Linked DNA regions of Homo sapiens: region 1 is linked to region 2. A link is a loop called in an ENCODE intact Hi-C map of the cell type or tissue named here. Cell type or tissue: ascending aorta. All regions are shown on one strand. Links, peaks and the distances in the headings refer to the core of each region. The heading gives the core; the rest is flanking DNA.

Evidence for each region. Peaks named below come from ENCODE experiments on the same cell type or tissue, not always from the same donor. Only the 100,000 strongest peaks of a DNase experiment are listed, where the experiment ranks them.
Region 1: a loop joins it to region 2, with 2.0 times the contacts of the local background. A loop is called at or near these places in 1 of 110 quality-filtered maps.

What each region holds. Positions count from the first base shown.
Region 1 is chr9:8,783,519-8,786,440 of GRCh38, reverse strand. The region is part of intron 11 of PTPRD (protein tyrosine phosphatase receptor type D); the gene reads left to right. Among named protein-coding and RNA genes, the nearest start is that of PTPRD-AS1, 73 kb to the left of the region's middle. In ascending aorta, for the core only: no CTCF peak of the experiment used is centred there; no DNase peak of the experiment used is centred there; H3K4me3 peaks cover 2,500 bases; H3K27ac peaks cover 2,419 bases.
Region 2 is chr9:8,683,639-8,686,560 of GRCh38, reverse strand. All of the region lies in intron 12 of PTPRD (protein tyrosine phosphatase receptor type D), which reads left to right. Among named protein-coding and RNA genes, the nearest start is that of PTPRD-AS1, 170 kb to the left of the region's middle. In ascending aorta, for the core only: no CTCF peak of the experiment used is centred there; no DNase peak of the experiment used is centred there; H3K27ac peaks cover 145 bases.

The sequences.
Region 1 (2,922 bases), core at 187-2,686, 100 kb before region 2:
GAGACTCTGTCTCAAAAAAAAAAAAAAAAAAAAAAAAAGAACTCCAAACTTTTCCTTTTTTGTCTGCCTGGAACAAATTTCAAAACATAGTGCCTAATACCTGCAAAAATAGAAATAACCACGGCATTGAACACACTTCAGTAATTGTTTTAGTTGAATTTATAGGATTAAAACAATTTCAGTGTTGACTGTTTAACAAAATGAAACTCATAGTTAACACAGGAACAAGTTCAATTATCTCTGAGTCGTTAATTTATGAATGGTTCCATGGCCATTTTCCATAGTAATGCTGAATCCCTCCCACCCTACCTTGTTCATATTCTGGGTCAGTATCTGAATTGCCACTAGCGGTGAACAATGTGTATGAGGTACACACACACACACACACACACACACACACACACACAACAAATTAAGCGGCTTCTCAGACTGCCTGTCTGGTGTTTGTTATCTATCTGTAGCAATTGGAAGTGATTCTGTTGGGCCATCTAAAGTGCACATTATAAAGGAAAAAGATTTTGCTTTTGTTTCCTTACTAGTAGCCATAGAAACTTTTAAAAACCATCTGTAATACATTACAGGAGAGTTTTTGTGTTCCTTATGCTTTTGCTAGTTTCTATTTGTATTATCTGTATATTGACTATAACCTCAGCTACCCTAGTTTGAAGCTTTACTTTAACTTACTGAACTTGAAGGAATTACAGATATTTTTACTCAATGGCCAGCATAACCACTCCTTGTTTAGCCACAGTACTTTTATATGGCTTCAGTGTGCTTTTATTTTTGTACTTTATTTGTTAAGCCGACTGGCAGTAATTCTGTGACATGGCTTTGACTGAGGAGTTGTAGCTGGTAGCCACAGCCTAGCTGATGGTCTTTAATATGGAGGCAGAGGGGCTGGCAGGAAGCAATAGTAAGGCGATTCACATTAGTTTCTTTTACTGCAAGTGTGAATACACACTATAGGTCATCAAAAGGATATTCAGGATTTTGTATTGTGGTTTGGACAGAACCATGACTATGTGAATTTACTGAAAAGGTTCTTGTTCTTTTGCCTTTGTAGCTAATCATATGTAATACAAGTCCCCTACTCCAGCCAGATTAAAACCATGGGTAATTCCTTTTGCACTAACTCTTAACATCTTCAATAGTTATGCCGGTATGACTGGGTTTCTCTTTCATTGATTAGTGTTTTTTTCCCCTGTTATTCTTCATCATCTCCTTGTTTCAGTCTCTTTTAAATATGTGTTCCCTCTTACCAAATTTCTTTTCTTGTACATATTTGTGTCTATACACCAAGTCCTGATTTTTGGTGGGCTGTGGGAGGCCTTGTTGTTTCTATTGAACAGCTTCATAAGGAGCCCAGCTGTTAGCTGTCAAGGGTTTTCTCTTTTATTAGTCTCAGAAGGCAGGACTGGCAGGGTGCAGCATGTTGGTACAAGATCCCAGCTGTTGTAATGGTGCTCTCGGAGTCCCTGATCATTTGAAACTTGAAGAAAATTTGACCTTATCATGGAAGTTGTTTCTGTTTGTTCATTTGTTTGTTTTTGAGGGGCTCGCAGTGCAAGATAAAAAGATGTAAATGATAACTGTAAGATATGGAGGCAGTATAGAGAAAAACGCGTGTTTCTGCTTTTCAAACTTTTTAGTAGCAGACATTTTTGGTATGGAGAGTTTAAGATACAGGGGGGATGTTAACTAATGTGGATGTAGAGAAATTTGTCCTGGCATATCTTTATTTGGTAAGCAGGCTAAGCAAACTTAGCAAAATTTATTCACGCTTTAAAAACATGAGATAAGAGCTCTTTCTCAGAGGCACACTCTTAAAAGTTTTGCCGAATTGGAAAGGTTCTGACGCTGTTTAATTAAAAGAAAAATGCAATAAAACCAGATTCTGTTTAAAAGGATTTTGCTTCTTTATGTAGCCTTGTCTTTCAGGTTCTCTGGGTGGCTTCTCTATGCCAGGATCCTTGGGAATAGTTTGATAAGCCGACCAAGTTATTGAATAAAGAGAATCATACACCTTAAGCAATGAAAATATCTGCCTTTACTTCATTGTGAAAGATTGACAGACAAGAACACACGTAATAGCATGCATTTACGTTTAAGAAATGAAATTTATTTAAAACTGGGAACCTTGAGAGAAAAGCTTGGTTGGGACTGAGTCATTACCCAGTTAAAAATAACCTTTCCAGGTCATGTCGTTTTGTTTGCCACAGTGAAATAAGTTTATTTCAGCAGAATGAAGCCATTATTAGCTTGGCAGAGTCCACTTGTCAGAATTTTATGGAGCACAACACCGTTTGGCTGGGAAATTCAATAAATACTGTAATGTGAGAGGAGTTAAACTCCAAGGGCTGAAGGGGCAAAGAGTGGAGGATTTGTTGCTAATTCATTGTTTCACAGCTCCAATAAGAAAGCATGAGGATATATGACGAATTATCATTAGAGGTCAGGCGCACAACCCTTTCGTGAATTACCAAAGCAGCAGGACTTGTGAGTAAAATAAAAACTTTAAGCTGTGTTAGGATGTATAGCACTGAAGGGGTAGCGTAAATATTGAGTGTCTCGATGCTCAAGTTTTTTATTTTTCTTTTTTGGAGGGTAATATGTCTTCTTTACCTGCCCTCCTGCTCTATCTGGGAATTTGTAAAGGAATAAAATACAGTTGAAAATCCTATGACAGTAGAATCCAGCCATCAGACCAGTACTGCAATATTGAAACGGAACTGAGCCGTTTGTCATCTTAACAATCTGGGAAACCAAAGCAGTGGCCACTCTCAAGCACCAGTGGGCTTCACCTTGAGGTATGAGGTAGTGTGTTCTAATGACCAGGGTATGGTGGGACTAAATTCCTACTTCTGTCACAATGTCACCGTTGACAAGTTATGTAACTTAAGTAGGCCTGGGCTTTTTTATCTG
Region 2 (2,922 bases), core at 135-2,634:
GAGCTATTACCTACTTTATGAAATTGTTGTGACAATGTATATTATTATATCTGAAATGTAGGAGGTGTTCATTAACCTATTTGGATCACTTCTGGTGAGAATTAGAACATGTGTTAATTCTTCGTGACATGGCTCTGTGTTGTGGACCTAAACATGGAGAATTTTCACTCTGTGCCTACATTCACAAATGCAACATGTGGGTTTGTATATACATATGTTGTACATGAACTCAGATTCCAAGTTAGCTGTGTTCAAATCTGAATTCTCCCCTGCATAACTTTATACTTGGCCAATTTTGCCTCCAAATTAATTGGTCACTGAATATTTTAAGTTTTTAATATGAAAACAACATGATGTCTTAAAGGTGGCAGTGAAGCAGACAAACTTTATTTTTTACTAAAGATGAAATTGAGTCATATTGTACGCTGTGCACTGAACTTGATAAAGAAGTTCAAGGGTTATAGATGTTTTGATAGTTTCTGCTTGCTTTCAGAGGACTGTTGACTCCCTTAGGAGAGTCCCTTAGCATTCAGATGAGAACACTTGTCTTTGAACATCTCCCCAAGAGCCAGACTGGACAGATGTTTCTCAAAATGAGCCGCTGAAAGCAGCTGAAACTAGAATTTCAAAGAAAACTGTCCAATCTGGCTTGAGTCTTTTATTTTTAAAGACATAATAAAGAGGAGCCTAGTGCTCGTTTGGCATTTTATTTTTATTTATTTATTTTTAACAAAAAGCACTGTATGTAAAGGTACTGCTTTGGGAAAGATTTCAGTCGGAAAATGAAAATGTGATTAGATTTGGTTTATTAATATCGGCCTGTACCTCTTCTGTGGCTGTGCTGTTGCTTGACATTCTTGAACACCTTTGATTCTGTATATTTCTCTATGGTGTTAGTTTGGTACACTATTTATTCAAGTCCACTGTTCAGTCAGTTTTAAAACAGGCCATTTATGGTAAAAAATCAGCCCAACCAGTTGATGGACATTATATAAAACCAAAGTATTGGCTGGTTTCCAACTGTTCCTGATGTGTTTGTTGCCTTGATATAGTTACATCACACCCAGTCTGTTTTACATGCAGCGTTTGCCCACAGGAGTTCTTCTGAAACTCCAACAAAATGGAAACATTGTGGCTGTGTATATTTTAAGCTCTCGTCTGTTGGTTTTGTTCCTGGAACCTTCAAAAATGATTTTTTTTTCCCCAAAATTCTGACAGTATTTGTAAAGAAAGAGTATTGCTCCATTGGGCCTTGCTTTGTCTCTACTCTCACGCCAAATATAATGTACCTTTTTTTTTTTTCTGCTTTCTACATTTATGCACTTCTTTGTAGAGGCCTTTTTGTTTCCTTTGAAAGATGGTTCCTTTCATCTTTTGCCTTTGTTTTCATTCACTGCCAAAGAAAAGCTTTCTCCTAAAGGCTCCAGAATATAAGGATGTCTTTTTATGAGCTCTGTCCATTGGAATAACAATGTAATGCTGTTGCCCTTGAAAAATATCAGGACAGAAGGGCATCTTGACATCCAGCCCCGGATGCAAACACAGCCCATCCCCAGAAGAGCATCTTTACAGGTGCAGAAATTCACTCAAAGCAATTTACTCGGACTGGGGAAAGCTGATCACTGTTTTTTCTCTCTCTAGGATTGTGAAGTTTGTGAATATTGTTTGAGCACATGCATATTAATCATATGCCCACAGAGAGCAGTAAAATCCTTTGAATGAAAATATTCATTGGGAAGTAAATGAATATAATTATAATTCGTAGAAGCACTTTTGTCAAAGTGCAATCTGTAACCCTTAAAATCAAAACACAGCAGGCACCCTTAATATTGTTCTAAATAGGTGTCTTCTTGTAAATAGTTTCCTGTTAATCAATCTTAACATAGCTCCCTCATTCTTTTATTATTTTTCAACATATATAGAAATTACTATAATTTGTGTATTAGTCTGTAAATGATAGGATTCAGTGTAGGTTAGTTGGAAAGGAAGAAATGAGTGAGGCTAGTTTTACTGAGCCCAGTACTATAACTGAGACCTTAGTCACATGATTTCCTCTGCAGTGTGAACTTGTAGGGGAAAGAAAGAGGGATATCATTGAAGGAAAGAGGAGTATCATGGGGTTTGCAGTCAGAGGGACTTGGGTTCCAATCTTGGTTCACTTGTCAGCTGTGTGACATTGAGCACCTTATTAGCTTCTCCCAGCCCAGTATTGCTCATTTGTAAAATAGAGATGGCTTACAAAATCATTGTGAGGAGAAGTGATGATATACAAAATATAGTTCTTGGGACATAATACTTGTTTTTATTTTGCAGAGAATTGGGTTTGCTGGCAATCACATTGGGAGTGTTTCAGCTTCTGTATGTGTATAATACATGACACAAAACGTTGGTAGCTTATAAAAAGACATCTGTTACTATCACAGATTTCTATAGGTTAGTAATTCAGATAGGGCGCAGCAGAGATGACTTTTCGCTGCTCCACCATATCTTAGCTGCAATGAGAAGACTCTAAGGAGGGGTGGGTAGCTGGAGTCTTCTGACCTTACCTACTCACAAGCCCACTGGTTGATGTTGGGACCTCTTGAACATTCGCTGCTGGTACAGTTAGGACTCCTCAGACACCTCCCTTTCTGTCTGTATTTGGTCTCCTGATGAGTTCTCTCTAGCATGGCAGCTTCGGAGTAGTTGGAACCCTTACGTCTTAGCCCAGGACTCCTGGTTCTGGTCGGGGAAGAAAAGGGAAGAAGGCAGAATGAAGACTGCCAGAAGGAGAGTCGGCAGAAGCCGTGTCTCCTTGCGACTTAGCTGGGAACTCACATAGCATCACTTCCAGCATACTCTATGGCCAGTGCTGTCACAACCCTGTGCCCAGATTCAAATGGAGGGAATAGACTCCCCACTGCTAGTGGAAGGAGACCTTAT